Regions from separate parts of the Homo sapiens genome. Here region 2 is linked to region 1. The links are chromatin loops, found by intact Hi-C in ENCODE. Cell type or tissue: spleen. All regions are shown on one strand. Each heading gives the region's core, and the rest is flanking DNA. Links, peaks and the distances in the headings are about the cores only.

Region 1 (8,511 bases), core at 225-8,224:
TACAAGTCTCAGTTGGCTTTGCTTAGAGCCAGGACCCTGTGTTCTTGGTGATTAAGCTAGATTTTGGAATGTTGTATACAAGTAAAACCCCTTTCTATCTTATTATAATTAATAAATATTCATAACAAAATCATTTGCATGTGAGAGCTGATGACCTGTAGTAAGTATGTGTTTCGCTTAGATTTGAACATATTCTTTGTAATGAAAAGCCTGATGGAAATAATGCTTTCCCATATCCATGTCCAGCCAACAGTCCTTTTGAGTCATAGACTTCTTTCCAATGTGCCATTTTCTCTAGATAGAGAAGAAAATTGACTGGAGCTATCCCTGTACTCCTCAGTTCTCTTCTTTGCTGTCAAGTAACAATTACCTGCTAAGCTGTGTCCCTGCTGTCAACATTTTTATCCATCTCTGCCTTCAAGGCTCATTAAATGCGGCTAAGAACCTTTCAGGAAGGCTGGAGACAGAGAAGCAGTGTCAGGAAGGCATTTTTTTTTCCCTCTGACTGTCTTCACAAGCATTTCTATTTACCTGCTCACTTACTGTCTAAAGACTTAGCGTTCTCTCCTAGTCCTAGAAACGAGGAATACTATTTCTATCCATGTACTTACTATTTTTTAAAGAGATAAATTTATTGAAGATAGATAGTTGTAATGAAATTTTACCTATATAATAAATATTTGGATAAGGTGTTCGCTTCCTAAAGTCTACAAAGCATTTCTGCTATAGGCTTACCTTTGCAAACCTGAGGTTGTTGGTTCCTGTTTGCATTCATCACAGTCAGTTAAAATTCACTTCAGTTAATGTTTATAGATCATCTTCTACTTACCAGGCATTATACTAGAGACACCAAAATGATTTAGTTGACTTTTCTCCTTGAAAAAGTTTACTGTTTCTCAGGCTAAATAGCCAGGTACATGTTCAGCCTTAATGGGACAAGAACCATTGAAGAAAGTGACTTGTAGGTAAACTTCCTAAAAGTGATTCTTGAGGTATCATTGTCATGTGCTTTATCATCATTTATTTTGATCAGTGGATTCTTAGCTGAGAGTATTATACTAGCAATGTTTATTTCTCCAGTAAAGACATTTTAAGAAGCCAGGGAACATTGTGGCATTTCTCCAGGGTGCTACTGGAACTGAATGTCAGCAGTTGTGAAGACTGCGTATTAAGCCTGAGGCTTTCCTGCAACAAACCCAGTTGCTATGTGTTGGGCACTGAGGGTTTGCGTATCTTTGCTAATAAGTCTAACTGGAGAAACACTTTCTGATGAAACGTTACTTTCATTTTACAAAAACAAGTGAATGTGCAAACTTCATGTCAAACACTCCTTTGGCTTGTGTGTGATAACACATAGACTCTTCCATTGGTGAGTTTAATTTTATGGTGTCAGCTAGTAGACAAGTGTCCCTGGAGATTGTCTTATGGAATAATGTGTACTTTTACTGTCAGTACCAGGCTAGTATGCTTGAAGGAATTACCTAGCCTAGTGAGTGAGTCTAGCAACCTATCCTGTATCTAATCCTTTTCTTTCCTGGCTTTTTATCATTGTTGCAGTGAATCTCAAAAATGATAACAATGTTTTTTCTTTGTGGGGATAAAAGAAATAAAGAGGGCTAAAACTGACAGTTCTGTTTAGAGAGAAAATGTATTTTTTAAATGGGGAAGATATGATGCAATAGAATTGCAAATTTGAGGATTTGAATAGAACTAAGGATGTATTCACCAAGAATCTAGTATTACCTACCATTTGTTTACCACTTCCCAATTTATACAGTTCTTTAGTATCACTGATTTTTTTTTCTTTGTCACCTTTTTGTTGTTGTCATTTTGGTTCCTTTCCTTTCTTTTCTTTCATCCTTCCTTTTCATGGTTTTGATCCTACTACCCTGCCTGTTATTGTATTTCTCCTTTTATAGATGAGAAAACTTAGGCTTAGAGAACTTGAGAGATTTCATCATAGTCACATGGCTAGCAAGTGTCATGGGCAAGCACATTCAGGGCTTTTGGTTCTAAAAGCTGGGACTTCGTAATATGTCACCTTACTTTACAATATTTTTTTTGACTTGAGTTGTAAACAAGTATAATGTCTAATATTGACACAGGCATACCTTGTTTTATTGTACCTCACTTTATTGAGCTTTGCAGATACAGCATTTTGTAAAAATTTGAGTTTTGTGGCAATCCTGCATAGAACATGTGTCTTGATGGCATTTTTCCAATAGCATGTGCTCATTTCACGTCTCTGTGTCACATTTTCCTAATTCTCACAATATTTCAAACCTTATTATTGTATCTGTTATGATGATCTGTGATCAGTGATCAGTGTTACTATTTTAATTGTTTTGGGGTACCATGAACCACACCCATAGAAGATGGCAAACTTAATCCATAAATATATATATTTTGACTGTTCCACTAACCAGCCATTCCCCATCTCTCTCCCTTTCCTCGGGCCTCCATAGTCCCTGAGACACAACAATATTGAAATTAGGCCAGTTAATAACTCTGTAATGGCCTTGTAATCCTCTAAGTGTTTAAGTGAAAAGAAGAGTCACACACCTCGACATTAAGTCAAAAGTTAGACATGATTAAGTTTAGTGAGGAAGGCATGTCAAAAACTGAAATAGGCTGAAAACTAGGCTTCTTGCACCAAATAGCACAGTTTATGCAAAAGAAAAGTTCTTAAAGGAAATCTAAAATGCTCCTCCAGTGAATACACAAAGGATAGGAAAGCAAAACAGCCCCACTGCTGTTATGAGGAAAGTTTGAGTGGTCTGGATAGAAGATTAAACCAGCCACAATATTCCCTTAAGCCAGAGTCTCACCCAGAGCAGTTTGGCATTGCTGGAGCAATAACAAATTGAAGAGAGCTCCAACCGTCTTCAATTTTGTGAAGGCTGAGAGAGGTGAAGAAGCTGCAGAAGAAAAGTTTGAAGCTAACAGAGGTTGGTTCATGAGGTTTAAGGAAAGAAGCTGTCTCCTAACATAATGGTACAAGGTGAAGTGCAGGTGCTGATGGAGAAGCTGCAGCAAGTTTTCCAGATCTAGCTGACATCACTGAGGAAGGTGGCTATGCTAACCAATAGGTTTTCAATGTAGATGAAATAGCTTTCTGTTGGAAGTAGGTGCCATGCAGGACTTTCATAGCTAGAGGGGAGAAGTGAATGCCTGGCTTCAAAACTTGAAAGGACAGGCTGACTCTCTTGTGGAGGGGCTGATGACTGTCAGTTGAAGCCAGTGCGCATTTGCCATTCTGAAAATTCTAGGGCTTTAAGAATTATGTTAAATCTACTCTGTCTGTGCTCTATAAATGGAATGACAAAGCCTGGATGAGAGCACATCTGTTTACAGCATGGGTTTACTGAATATTTTAAGCCTACCATTAAGACCTACTGCTCAGTAAAAAAGATTCCTTTCAAAATATTACTCCTCATTGACAGTGCACCTGGTCACAAGAATTCTGATAGAGATATACAAGGAGATGAATATTGTTTTCATGCCTGCTAACACAACATCCATTCTGCAGCCTGTGAATCAAGGAGGAATTTTGACTTTCAAGTCTTACATTTTGTAAGGCTGTAGCTGCCATAGATAGTGATGGATCTGGGCAAAGGAAATCAAAAAACCTTCTGTAAAGGATTCACCATTCTAGATGCCATTAAGAACATTTGTAATTCATGGGAGGAGGTCAAAATATCAACATTAACAGGAGCTTGGAAGAAGTTGATTCCAACTCTCATAGATGACTTTGAGGGATTCAAGACTTCAGTGGAGGAAGTAACTGCCGATGTGGTAGAAATAGCAAGAGTAAACCAGAATTAAAAGTGGAGCCTGAAGATGGGAATGAATTGCTACAATCTCGTAATACAACTTCAACAGATGAGGAATTGCTTCTTACGGCTGAGCAAGGCTGAGCAAAGAAAGTAGTTTCTTGAGATGGCTATGAACAGTGTTGAAATAACAACAGAGGATTTAGAATAAACAGCACGTAAACTTAGGTGATAAAGCAGGGGCAAGGTTTGAGATGATTGGCCTACAATTTTGAAAGAAGTTCTGTGAGTAAAACGCTATCAAACAGCATCACATGCTGCAGAGAAATCTTTTGTGAAAGTTAGATTCAATTGGTGTGGGAAACTTCACTGTCGTCTTATTTTGAGAAATTGCCACGGCCACCCCAAACTTCTGCAGCCACCACTCTAATCAGTCAGCAGCCATGAACATCAAGTCAAGACCCTCTACCAGCAAAAAGGTTACAACTCACTGAAGACCCAGATGATCATTAGCATTTTTTTTTTAGCAACAAGTATTTTTAAATTAAGGTATGTATACCTTGTTCTTTTAGACATAATACTATTGCACACATAATAGAGTACAGTATAGTGTGAACATAACTTTTATATGCATTGAGAAACCAAAAAATTCACATGACTCACTTTATTGAGATACTTTATTGTAATGGTCTAGAGTTGAACCTATAGCATCTCTGAGTTATGTCTGTATTCTAAATTCCCCTCAAGAAATAATGTAGAATATTTGGAAATATTTTTGATTAATTCCATTGAGGTTAATTTTACATATACTCTGTAATAGTAACTAGGAAAAGACAAAAGAGGACATTTTCCATTACAGATAATGCACAGTGTTTAATTATGTAAGAAAAATACGCTATTTCATGATACATTTTAAAGTTATACATCATACATCTAATGTTTTTAAACATGGGTCTGATAACCAGTGGTTCTTAATATAACTGTCTAGTATACGTAAAAGAGCAGTATATGGCTGAGCATGAAAATAATTCCAAACTGTATAATGTTGGAACGTTCAGCTGAGTGAGGAACATGATTGTACCTAAGTCAAAGATACGGTAATGCAGTCTCTCCTGAGAACTTCACATGCTGATAATTATTTAGAGGATTTGGATCCATTTTTTGAAGGAGAGATCAACAATTTGTTTATTTTTTTTAAAAAGTAATGGAAATGGCAACAGACCCCACTGGCACTACTTAAGTACAGGTTGGAAACCATGGCTGGACTGCAGACTGGATGGAAACACATGCCATCTTGTGGTGGCATGTGTGAATTGCAGGAGCAGCAGACAGGCTGCCACCTTAGTTAACTGAGAAATAAAGGGTAAAATGACAGCAAGTATCAGGTACCTTAAAAGGATGCAGATGCAGTTTTATTTTCCTTTTTAAATTTCTTCTGGAGACGAAAAGGACTTTTTGTCTTACATTACAGTATTTTTGAAATTCTGTGTATTCTTAAATAGTATGAGATGCCTTTGCTAAAACATTCAGTGCAACTTTTTTTTTCCTGGATTAGTATCCAAATTAAATGCTTGCTCTCATAGCTCTATTCTAAGCACTTAAAAAAAGAGTTTTTTTGTAGAGACAAAGTCTCGCTAATGTTGCCCAGGCTGGACTCAAACCCCTGGCCTCAAGTGATCCTCCTGCCTTGGCCTCTTAAAGCACTGGGTTTACAGGCATGAGCCTCCATACCCAACCTCTCTTCTGAGCACTTTAAAACAAATACTGTAAAATCAACAACTTCCGTAACATTCATTTTTATTCTCTTTAGCCTCCCATGTGGCGAAATACAGGAATGTGTATAGGGAGAGGCTTACAGACATAGGGTATGGCTCAAAATGACAAAGGGAAACTGAGGGAGAGTCAAGGAAGATGGGGTTATGTGTAGGGGTAAAACAGGAGGTTGTGGTAGAGGTGAGAGGGATGGTGGGAAGAATGGTAGCAGGCACAGAGGGCAGGCTGGATCTGACCTGTGCCCTCTTCTCCGACTTCACATACCCTGGGATTCCTAGCTAGTTCAGGACTCTGGGCCCTCATAGTGCTGGTCTCTGCCTAGACTTCCCTGTTTCCTTCAGCTAATACCCACTTAATTTTTCAAAATCCATTTCAGACTTTCCCCTAGGATGCTTCTGGTTGTCACCCATTTTGGGCCTTCCATACATAGTACACTGTAAATGCTTTCATTGTAGTACTTGCCACACCATATTCTAATTCAGAGCTTGCCAACAGTTTCTCAACTCAGATGTGCCAGGAAACCCATTCTCTTTCCTGCTGGAGAGTGGAACTGGGCCTCTGTCCTACATGGGTTGACCAGGGCTGTGAGCAACTTCCTTTGTGCATCCCAGTACCATAAGTGTCATTTCAGTGTGTGGAAATAGTGAGAATTGCCCTCTAATCAATAGTACATTTGACTATTTCCCCAGCAAGACGACTTTGAAGGCAGGCTAATTAGCTGGAAATTGAACTTGTCACCCAGGCCTCTGGCTCAGTGTTCTTGGTCGTTTTCTTACCTCACTGATCTGTGGTTATGATTCTCTCCTGCTGATCTCTCCTTCTGGGAGTGGTCTTTAAACACAGAAATGTTCTGGGGCTCAGCCCTTGGACCTCTTCTCTGTCTTCACTGTCTAGATGTGTGTTTCTCAAACTGTAATGTACCTTCTTGTCACCTGGGGATTTTGTTAAAAGTCAGATTCTGATTAGGGTAAGTCTGGACTGGAGGTTCTGCATTTCCGACAAACTCTCAGATAGGGCTGGTGCTGCTGGTACAGGAGCACACCTGGAGTAACAAGGCCTGGGGTGGGCTGAAGTCGTCTCATTCGTTTTGTGACTTCAGTATCATCTGATGTACTGACAAGTCCCAAATTGTATCTCCACTGTGGATCTCTCCCCCAGACTTTAGACTTACATATCCAGTGGACTCCCTGACAGCTCCATTTGGATATCTAAAGAAATCTCAAATTTAATATTTTGAAAACTGAACTAATTGCCACCATTTTGTGAACACCTCCCCAGCTCTCCCCTATTTCAAGAAATAGCAACTTCATTTTTCTTGCTGCTCAAACCGAAACTCTTGCGTCATCCTCTCGTCAGATAACCCGCATGTAACCCATCAGTTCTCCTTTCACAGTATTTCCAGGATCTGACCACTTCTCACTACCTACACTGCTTCTTGTCTGGATTTTTGCAGCAGCCTAACCAGTCTCTCTGCTTCTCTACCCCGGACTTGTTTCAGTCCCAAGTAAATCTGTTAAATCTAAGTCAGATTTCTTACTCCACTGTTCAGACCCTCCAGTGATTTCTCTCTTCGCTCAGTAAAACTCAGAGCCCTTGTAGTGGTCTGCAAGGCCCTTGTGTAGTGGGTATAATCTGGAAGCTTCCCGGACCCCACCCCTGGTCAGTTAAATCACAGTCTCTGGAAAATGGAGTCCAAGCTTCAGGTTGTTTGATTTTGAAAAGGCTCCCCTGGTGATTCTGATGCGAAGTCTACACAGGCTCTGGCCTTTTCCTCCTCCTCTGAACTTATCACCCACAACTCTATCCTTCTCCGTTTCTGTTCCAGCCACAACAATTTCCTTACTCTTCCTTAAACATGGCAAGCATCCACATAAGATGTTCCTGAGAGAAACACTGCTGAAACAAGAAAAAGCAGTGACAGCAAGATGATTCTTGCCATCATACTGATGCGTTTTAGTTGAATTTTAAAACATATACAATGTTAAAAAAAAAATCAGCTTTGAAATGTATGCCTTTTTGTCTTGATTTAAAAGCAGTATGCTATTTTTCCTAGTTTTATATGTGACAGTCTATGCTTAGTCATTGTTTAACAAAAGATCCAGGTACTAGACTTTCTTCAATATGTTAAAAAGAAAAAAAAAGCATGTGGTACCATCTCACTCCTGCTATAACCTGCAGTGGTTATACATCATTAACACCTCCAGCGTGCATTTGCTACTGGGTTAGTGCCAACAAAGCTGAATATACTTACCATTGATTTGAAGTTGTCTTACTTTTTACTGAAGATTCCATATGTCATAGTTTTTTTTTTAACTTTTTTTAAAAAAGTAATATGAGTACAAGCTAAAAATCCAGTGGTATGAAAGGGCATATAGTGAGAAGCCAGTCCCCTTCCTGCCCCAGCGTTCAGCACCCATTGTTACCAGCCAGTATGTCATGTTGTAGTCTTAAGCATTCTTTTTTGTTCTTGTTATTTAAACGTTTTTGCCTATTTAATTTTAAGAATTGTTGATGTAATGAAATAAGTAAAAATGCATGCTGTAAGTTTTTCAACATCTTTTAACAAATAGAAGAAGGTTAAATTATCAAAATGACATTAAGGTACTCTGTAAATTTAAAATAGAAGTAATTCCTAGAACATTTTCCAGGGCAGACATTCCTGTTTCCTCTGAGTTCCAGGAAGCTCTCTCCTCCATGAATTGAAATTTGTCTGGCACTGTTCCGTTCTCTGAGAGTGTGCTCCAGGCTTCCTCTGCCCCAGCGCCTGTTCTCCTGTGTGCCCATCTAGAGTCTGCCTTTCCTTTCAGTCTTGCCCTCTTGCCCTCGGTGACCTGCACCCTGAATCACTCTCCCTCTTTTTCTTGCGTTAAGTAATCAGAGTTCCCTGACAGCTCTTCGTGTGCAGGACCTGACCTCTTTTTCATGATCTTCCCTGTTGGCTTCCAAGTTCAACAGGTGTTTATTG
Region 2 (8,256 bases), core at 1-8,000, 110 kb before region 1:
ACCGTTAGAACCCTGGTAATAGAGTATATACTGCAGAGGGCCCGCTGCCACTGTTAGAACCCTGGTAATAGAGTATATACTGCAGAGGGCCCGCTGCCACCGTTAGAACCCTGGTAATAGAGTATATACTGCAGAGTGCCCGCTGCCACTGTTAGAACCCTGGTAATAGAGTATATACTGCAGAGTGCCCGCTGCCACTGTTAGAACCGTGGTTATAGAGTATATACTGCAGAGTGCCCGCTGCCACTGTTAGAACCCTGGTAATAGAGTATATACTGCAGAGTGCCCGCTGCCACTGTTAGAACCCTGGTAATAGAGTATATACTGCAGAGTGCCCGCTGCCACTGTTAGAACCCTGGTAATAGAGTATATACTGCAGAGTGCCCGCTGCCACTGTTAGAACCCTGGTTATAGAGTATATACTGCAGAGTGCCCGCTGCCACCGTTAGAACCCTGGTTATAGAGTATGTACTGCAGAGTGCCCGCTGCCACCATTAGAACCCTGGTAATAGAGTATATACTGCAGAGTGCCCGCTGCCACCGTTAGAACCCTGGTAATAGAGTATATACTGCAGAGTGCCCGCTGCCACCGTTAGAACCCTGGTAATAGAGTATATACTGCAGAGTGCCCGCTGCCACCGTTAGAACCCTGGTAATAGAGTATATACTGCAGAGTGCCCGCTGCCACCGTTAGAACCCTGGTTATAGAGTATATACTGCAGAGTGCCCGCTGCCACCGTTAGAACCCTGGTAATAGAGTATATACTGCAGAGGGCCCGCTGCCACTGTTAGAACCCTGGTAATAGAGTATATACTGCAGAGGGCCCGCTGCCACTGTTAGAACCCTGGTTATAGAGTATATACTGCAGAGTGCCCGCTGCCACCGTTAGAACCCTGGTTATAGAGTATATACTGCAGAGTGCCCGCTGCCACCGTTAGAACCCTGGTAATAGAGTATATACTGCAGAGTGCCCGCTGCCACTGTTAGAACCCTGGTAATAGAGTATATACTGCAGAGGGCCCGCTGCCACTGTTAGAACCCTGGTTATAGAGTATATACTACAGAGTGCCCGCTGCCACTGTTAGAACCCTGGTAATAGAGTATATACTGCAGAGTGCCTGCTGCCACTGTTAGAACCCTGGTAATAGAGTATATACTGCAGAGGGCCCGCTGCCACCGTTAGAACCCTGGTTATAGAGTATATACTACAGAGTGCCCGCTGCCACTGTTAGAACCCTGGTAATAGAGTATATACTGCAGAGTGCCCGCTGCCACCGTTAGAACCCTGGTTATAGAGTATATACTGCAGAGTGCCCGCTGCCACTGTTAGAACCCTGGTGGGTGCTTGTGAGTACTTCTCACTACAGAATCTTGCAACAGATGACAAAGTAGAATTTTTTTTCAAGTGTGGGGAAGGCTATCATGAGCCCTGCTTAGTAAGCCCTTTGAGTCGGCTGTACTGTTATGAAAGTAAAGAGGCAGAGTTGACATGCTGGAGAGACTTAGAACTGATCTTTCCCCTTTTCCCTCAATAGCACATTCGTGTTGGATGGGAGCTGCTGCTGACAACCATCGCCAGAACCATCAATGAGGTGGAGACTCAGATCCTGACGAGAGATGCGAAGGGCATCACCCAGGAGCAGATGAATGAGTTCAGAGCCTCCTTCAACCACTTTGACAGGGTACCACTCTCTACTTATTTGAAGGGCAATACTGGGGACATTAAACAATGTATCTGAAATAATATGCATGCTCTCGTTTTAAGTCTTAAGGCTCCACAACATTTACAGGGAAACAGGATAGTTAATGACAAAAGAAAATAGCCACCAAAACTAAGTGTCCTAAGCTTTGATGTTGCTCAAGGTGACACAAAGTCCAGGTTTGTGTGCTGTTTCATACAGATCACTTAATAGAATGCATTTGTAGTTGACATCAAAGCTGATTTGTTCTAAGTCAAAGTGTATTCTTCACAAAATGTGATTGTTGGCTTTAGGTCATTTCGTAAAGACTTAAATACAAAACTCTGATATGCTTTTCCTAAGCAACTGTTTAGGAAAAGCATCTGGTCATAATTTAACCCATTCTTTCAACATATAAAACTCAGTTTTCTGTTTTAATTAACAAAATTGATGCATGATCTCTTTTAAGGACATGCAGCAATAAAATGGTGATAATTTTTGTAGTAAAAGCATATAAAAAGCTAAGTGCTGCTTTAAAAATATCATCTAGTATTCTGATTTGAATAATATTGAGTAGAACCAATTCTTTATGAGAAAATACTATTTACTAATCCTGTGGCTGGAAGTGAGTGACTATTAAGGCACACTCCAATTCTTTTCTTTTTTTTTTTTAATGAGACGGAGTCTCGCTCTGTCACCAGGCTGGAGTGCAGTGGCATGATCTCGGCTCACTGCAACCTCCGCCTCCCGGGCTCAAGCAATTCTCCTGCCTCAGCCTCCCTAGTATCTGGGACTATAGGCACCTGCCACCATGCCTGGCTAATTTTTTTTTTTTTTTTTCAGTAGAGACGGGGTTTCGCCATGTTAGGCAGGATGGTCTCAATATCCTGATCTCATGATCCACCCACCTTGGCCTCCCAAAGTGCTAGGATTACAAGTGTGAGCCACCGCACCTGGCCTTTTTTCTTTTTGTTTTGTTTTGTTTTGTTTTGTTTTGTTCTGTTTTTGAGATGGAGTTGTGCTTTTGGTGCCCAGGCTGGAGTGCAATGGTGTGATCTCAGCTCCCTGCAACCTCCACCTCCCAGGTTCAAGCGATTATCCTGCCTCAGCCTCCCAAGTAGCTGGGATTACAGGCATATGCCACCATGCCTGGCTAATTTTTTGTATTTTTACTAGAAACAGGGTTTTACTATGTTGGCCAGGCTGGTCTTGAACTCCTGACCTCAGGTGATCCATCTGCCTCAGCCTCCCAAAGTGCTGAGCTTACAGGCGTGAGCCACCACGACTAGCTACGTTCCAATTCTTAAAGATCACTAAAAGGGATGTACCATTACTTTGCATGGAGCCCTGTTATGATTTGCAAATGTCCATCAGTCGTTCCTAAAATGCCTCTGGGCTAGATAGACCAGTCAGATTTGGGCCTTTTGGAGGATTCAGACAGTGGACTTCTGATCAGAGAGCTAGGCATAAGTAAAAAATTATCCACAGAGATGGATATTGACGTTCTTATAGCTTCAGCACACCTTTATTGTGCAGCAGCATGCTGTGATTTGACGTATCTGCATTCATTAAAGCCCAAGTCATTTTTCTTCCAAGGAGGGAAATGATGGATCGTCATCCCTGTACACAACCATCTCTTGTTGAAAGACACTCTCACTCATTGGGGCTACTTTATAGGAAGAAAGCACATTGATTTGAATCCAAGATGATCACAATCTTTTGCAACAAAAGTCCAAGGAGTACAATGCAGAACTTACCATGTTTAGAAGTTTGTTCAAATTAAACATGAATGATTCTTTGTCAGTAGGTGGCAGTAGTGAGCTCCTGACTAGTTCCTTTTGCTGTTTTCTTGAGTGTGTGGTCTCCTTTCGTTTTTGTCTGGTCTTTACCCTCCTCTCCCCTCTTTTTCATTTTTAAGAAACTAGTTTGTAACATCCTTGTGCTGGCTCCATCCTTCTCGCAAGTCAGTGGTGACATTTACGACCTTGGCAGAGCTCAAAGTGCTTCTCTTACCAGATCTTTGTTCAGTTGGTCAAGTAGAGTTGCTCATCTTGCCCTGTGCTCACCTGCTCTGTCCTTTGTTTTTGCCAACAGAGGAAGAATGGCCTGATGGATCATGAGGATTTCAGAGCCTGCCTGATTTCCATGGGTTATGACCTGGTAAGACAGAAGTTGAAATTGTACTAAGATTTGATATTTTATTGAATTTGGATTTCTGTTATAAAAGATGACAAGCTCAAACCAAGGTAGTGCATTTGGGATTGGTTCGTTTTCATTATATAGGATAATATTTTTTGAAGGTCTCACTGTTATTATATAAAAATAAAGTCACGAGGCCTGGCGCAGTGGCTCACGCCTGTAATCCCAGCACTTTGGGAGGCCGAGGCGGATGGATCACCTGAGGTCAGGGGTTTGAGACCAGCCTAACCAATATGGTGAAACCTCTTCTCTACTAAAAATCCAAAAATTAGCCAGCTGTGGTGGCGGGCACCTGTAGTCCCAGCTACTTGGGAGGTTGAGGCAGGAGAATGGCTTGAACCTGGGAGGCGGAGGTTGCAGTGAGCTGAGATTGCACCACTGCACTCCAGCCTAGATGACAAGAGTGAAACTCCATCAAAAAAAAAAAAAGTCACAGAACCAAAGCATTTATTTTTATTCAATAATTGGTCAGATTATTTTTTCTAGTGAAGGAGATGAGAACATAGGCTTTTTGATTGTTTTAAACAGCTTTACTGAGATATAACTCACGTACTACGGTTTACCCATTTAAAGTGTATACTTCAGTGGCTTTTAGTAGGAACCTAATGATTTTTCAAGTGCTTTTTCCTCTAATATGCTGAAAGGTAAAAAAGGTTTAGTCGTAAATCAGCCAAGATAAACTTACATTTCCCTGTGGGCTGGGATAGTCCTAGTATATCAGACACTTCTCTGTTACCCATTAATGAGTATTTTTAACCTGGCCTCCCTTGATTCTCTTTGGGACTGTAAACTACAGTCGTGACAGCCATGTTCTGAGCTGCCTTCAGTTTGGCAGCATCGCTTTCCTAGTTGTAATCTGAGGAAAGGGCTCAGCTCCCGCTTTGACCTCCTCTTCCATAATTACGTCACGTGACCCATCAAGGCCAGCAGTGGGTCCCAGAGAGGAAAGACTTCTGACATTTACAAGCTTCTGGTTTGAAGCTCCAGCAACTTTTAAAATTGTTTGGTAGCAGTAAACCTTAGTCACCCTTAAGGGGAATCTTGTCCAAAGACTGAAGGGAAACGCAGGTAATAATTCAGTTTTCAGACATAAAGGAATTGGCATGTCACCAGGGAAAGAATGAAAACGGCTCTGTTGAGAGTTGTGTACCGTTCGTGTACATGTTTCTTTGCCACTTTGCCCCAGGGTGAAGCCGAATTTGCCCGCATTATGACCCTGGTAGATCCCAACGGGCAAGGCACCGTCACCTTCCAATCCTTCATCGACTTCATGACTAGAGAGACGGCTGACACCGACACTGCCGAGCAGGTCATCGCCTCCTTCCGGATCCTGGCTTCTGATAAGGTCTGCATTGACAGATTTCCTTCTGCTTTAGCAGGAGTCCACTACATCCTTCTAACAAAAAAGGCAACAGTGTTGTAAATAAAAACCATTTTTATGCCGGTGTATTTTGTACAACATTGGCACTGATTTCAGAAGGCAGCAGATAGACACACAACAATGGCGCGCCCAGCACAGAGGAAACAGACATGCCATTCCTGGCATTCGTGCTTGGCCTTGCATTGAGTTTTTATAGAAGGGACAAGAGTGTATTTGTACTTGCGTGTGTGTGTGTGTGTGTGTGTGTGTATGTGCGCGCTACTGGTTCGACCCCTGTTTTACATTCTAGGTTGGTGGATGTGACTCAGAAAGAAGAAACTATGCAATTTAGATGTTATAAAACTGGTACCTTCTCCTAAGGATCAATGACCCTGACTTTGTGCCCAGCCATGGAGCAAAGTTAAATATAGCCGTTCAGTCAGTAAAAAATTGGCAAGCTTTTCATTACATGTAGCCTAGACCTTCAGGAGGAGTTTAATTGCCAGTTCAGAATTGTAATATTTTACCCCCCAAACAATAAAAACATCTCTATGTATAAATTCAATTTGGGACAGGATTATTTTACCCTGTTTTCTGGCTGAGAGGATAATGAACATTACCACAAGGAGGTTAGCATGCTAAAACACAGTAACAGAGCCATATTTATTACCTTAAAAATCAGATAAGACCAACTATTTTTAAAATAATGTTTTCTTTAAAATGAATCATTTACCCATGGGGTGAGGGTGGATGGGAAATAGCCCAGCTGATTTAGAAGGTAAGAAACCATGGCTCCTCCAACCCCACTAAGAAACTTCTACTATAAATTATATAATATGCAAACTATAATGATATAAATTATAATGTGATATTTGAGATTTACTTATTTTGACTTTTACCAACCAGACTATTTGGCTGGAATTGTCCTATTTCCCACTGAACTTTTTTTTTAAAAGCTTCATCTTTTCTGGTATGAAATGCAGATCATAGTACGTATCCTCGCATTGTGGCTCAGTTTGAGAACTACTAGTAATGCTCCATTTGCCTTTATGAAGCATATCACCCTTCCTGCTGGCCAGGCCGCTTCTAGATACGCTCCTACAAGTAAAACTTGGCTTTCTGTTGGTTGTCTGGTACTACTATGCCAATAGACTCCCTATTCTTTAGTCCTTTTAAAAAATTAAACAGATGCAAGAAATATGTAAGTATTAAGACTGTTTATGTTGTGGTGTTTCTGCAACTGACTGCAAACACGTGTGTATTTTTTCCCAGCCATACATCCTGGCGGAGGAGCTGCGTCGGGAGCTGCCCCCGGATCAGGCCCAGTACTGCATCAAGAGGATGCCCGCCTACTCGGGCCCAGGCAGTGTGCCTGGTGCACTGGATTACGCTGCGTTCTCTTCCGCACTCTACGGGGAGAGCGATCTGTGATGCTGAGCTTCTGTAATCACTCATCCCATCAGAATGCAATAAAAGCGGAAGTCACAGTTTGTTTCCTGGAAACTTTGACAAGCTTTATTAAGTTGAGAGAGAGAGAGGGGAAAAAAAAAAGCCTTTCGTAGTTCAGTAATTGCCAGCAATATAACACGGCTAAAATGAAGTTTTTACAGTATATGACATAGTGCGCTTCATAAATAGGTTTATTTCTGAGTTTTTAGCAAAATGTAATGAAATATCAGGTTGATTTCTTTGATTAAACAGAACAAATTACTTGAGTAATAGGAAATTAGGAGGATCTAGGGACAGAAGGAAAGTGAAAAATGTGAAAATACAAAATACCCAAGATTTAAGACCGGGGGGAAAAAACCACAAATTGGTAAATAAAGGTTTGCTATTTGTAAAAAATTTCATTTATCTCTAATATGCTTATGTGATTGCCCCTAGGGGAGTATATTTGGGATTCTAATGTTTTATTTTCATGCTTATCCAAAGATTACTATTGTATCTTCAAATGAATTTAATATTGTGAGATGGAACTGCCGGGGATTAAAAAGACTACCCAAAAGATTTTTGGCACTTACAATTTTTAAAATAGTTTATGTCATCTCTTCATTATTTAGGGCTGGATGGTCAACTCAGTCAGTGATTTTTTGATGCTTCTCTTATCCTCCAGAATAGAGACCTAAGGACACGTGGAAGTCAGTTTAATTGCCAGAGAGAAGGATGCAATCACTAGGTAAAATGAGGTTTTTAGGATTATTTATTGATTCCAGGTTCCCATGCTTTTTGTTAGAGCTTATTAGTACAGGTTCTCAAGAGATGACCACATAAAAGTGCTCTGTTTATAAATAAGCAGGTTTCTGTAGTACTGACTGGTTCATCACAAGGCAAGTCAGAAACCAGTATCCTTCTAGCTCTCCAGTCAGGACTTCCTTATGCCTCTAGTTTTATGACCGGTTAAGGAGAAGCCAGAGTTAGAGTAGGAGAGGACTAATTCTCAGCAGCAGTGGAGGTGAGTTCTTTCTTTTGCGGAAGCTTTACATATGTTTTGTGTAGTAGGAATAACTAGATATTTTAGCTAGTGTGCGGTGTGTGTTCACCCCTGGGATTGGACAGTGTATCCTAACAAGTCCCATGTCTGGTTCTGTGTCTAAAGGCCTGCTCCATGACACAGGATGCTACATGCACTCCTGCTAGCACATCTTGATCTGTTGAATGTTCATTCTTTCTTTTTGCTCATACTGCTGTAGGCTATAATTCCCCCCTGTTTTTCCATCTTGTTGACAGCTTGTAGAGAATAAAGCAGGAATTCTTTTTATATCTGAGTCCTTAATGATCAGGAAATGGATTACAAACAAACAAAAACAGTTGCAAACAGCAATTAAAGCATTACTAGAGAAGCAGTAACATGTCTGTTACCTACAGTCTGTTTGCTCAGATTTTTATAGATTTCCACCAACAGCTGGAAATGTAATATTTCCATTCCAAGCTGTCTGACAGCTTGACTCTTCTTCCTACACTGGGCCATTTAGAACCTTCAACCTTTATGAATTTCACTTAATTTGCTTCATTATTAA

What was found. A loop is a pair of places that touch in the nucleus more often than their neighbours do. Peaks named below come from ENCODE experiments on the same cell type or tissue, not always from the same donor. Only the 100,000 strongest peaks of a DNase experiment are listed, where the experiment ranks them.
Region 2: it touches region 1 in a loop (4-fold over the local background); 39 of 110 quality-filtered maps call a loop at or near these places.

Annotation. Positions count from the first base shown.
Region 1 is chr1:236,863,988-236,872,498 of GRCh38, forward strand. The region is part of intron 22 of MTR (5-methyltetrahydrofolate-homocysteine methyltransferase); the gene reads left to right. Among named protein-coding and RNA genes, the nearest start is that of MTR, 73 kb to the left of the region's middle. In spleen, for the core only: CTCF peaks have their summits at 5,078 (motif pointing left) and 5,287; no DNase peak of the experiment used is centred there; H3K27ac peaks cover 2,013 bases.
Region 2 is chr1:236,755,950-236,764,205 of GRCh38, forward strand. ACTN2 (actinin alpha 2) reads left to right here. Exons shown (of 21, transcript NM_001103.4): 18 at 1,537-1,683; 19 at 3,775-3,840; 20 at 5,066-5,224; 21 at 6,512-8,256. The coding sequence ends at 6,670. Among named protein-coding and RNA genes, the nearest start is that of MTR, 35 kb to the right of the region's middle. In spleen, for the core only: a CTCF peak has its summit at 3,435; no DNase peak of the experiment used is centred there.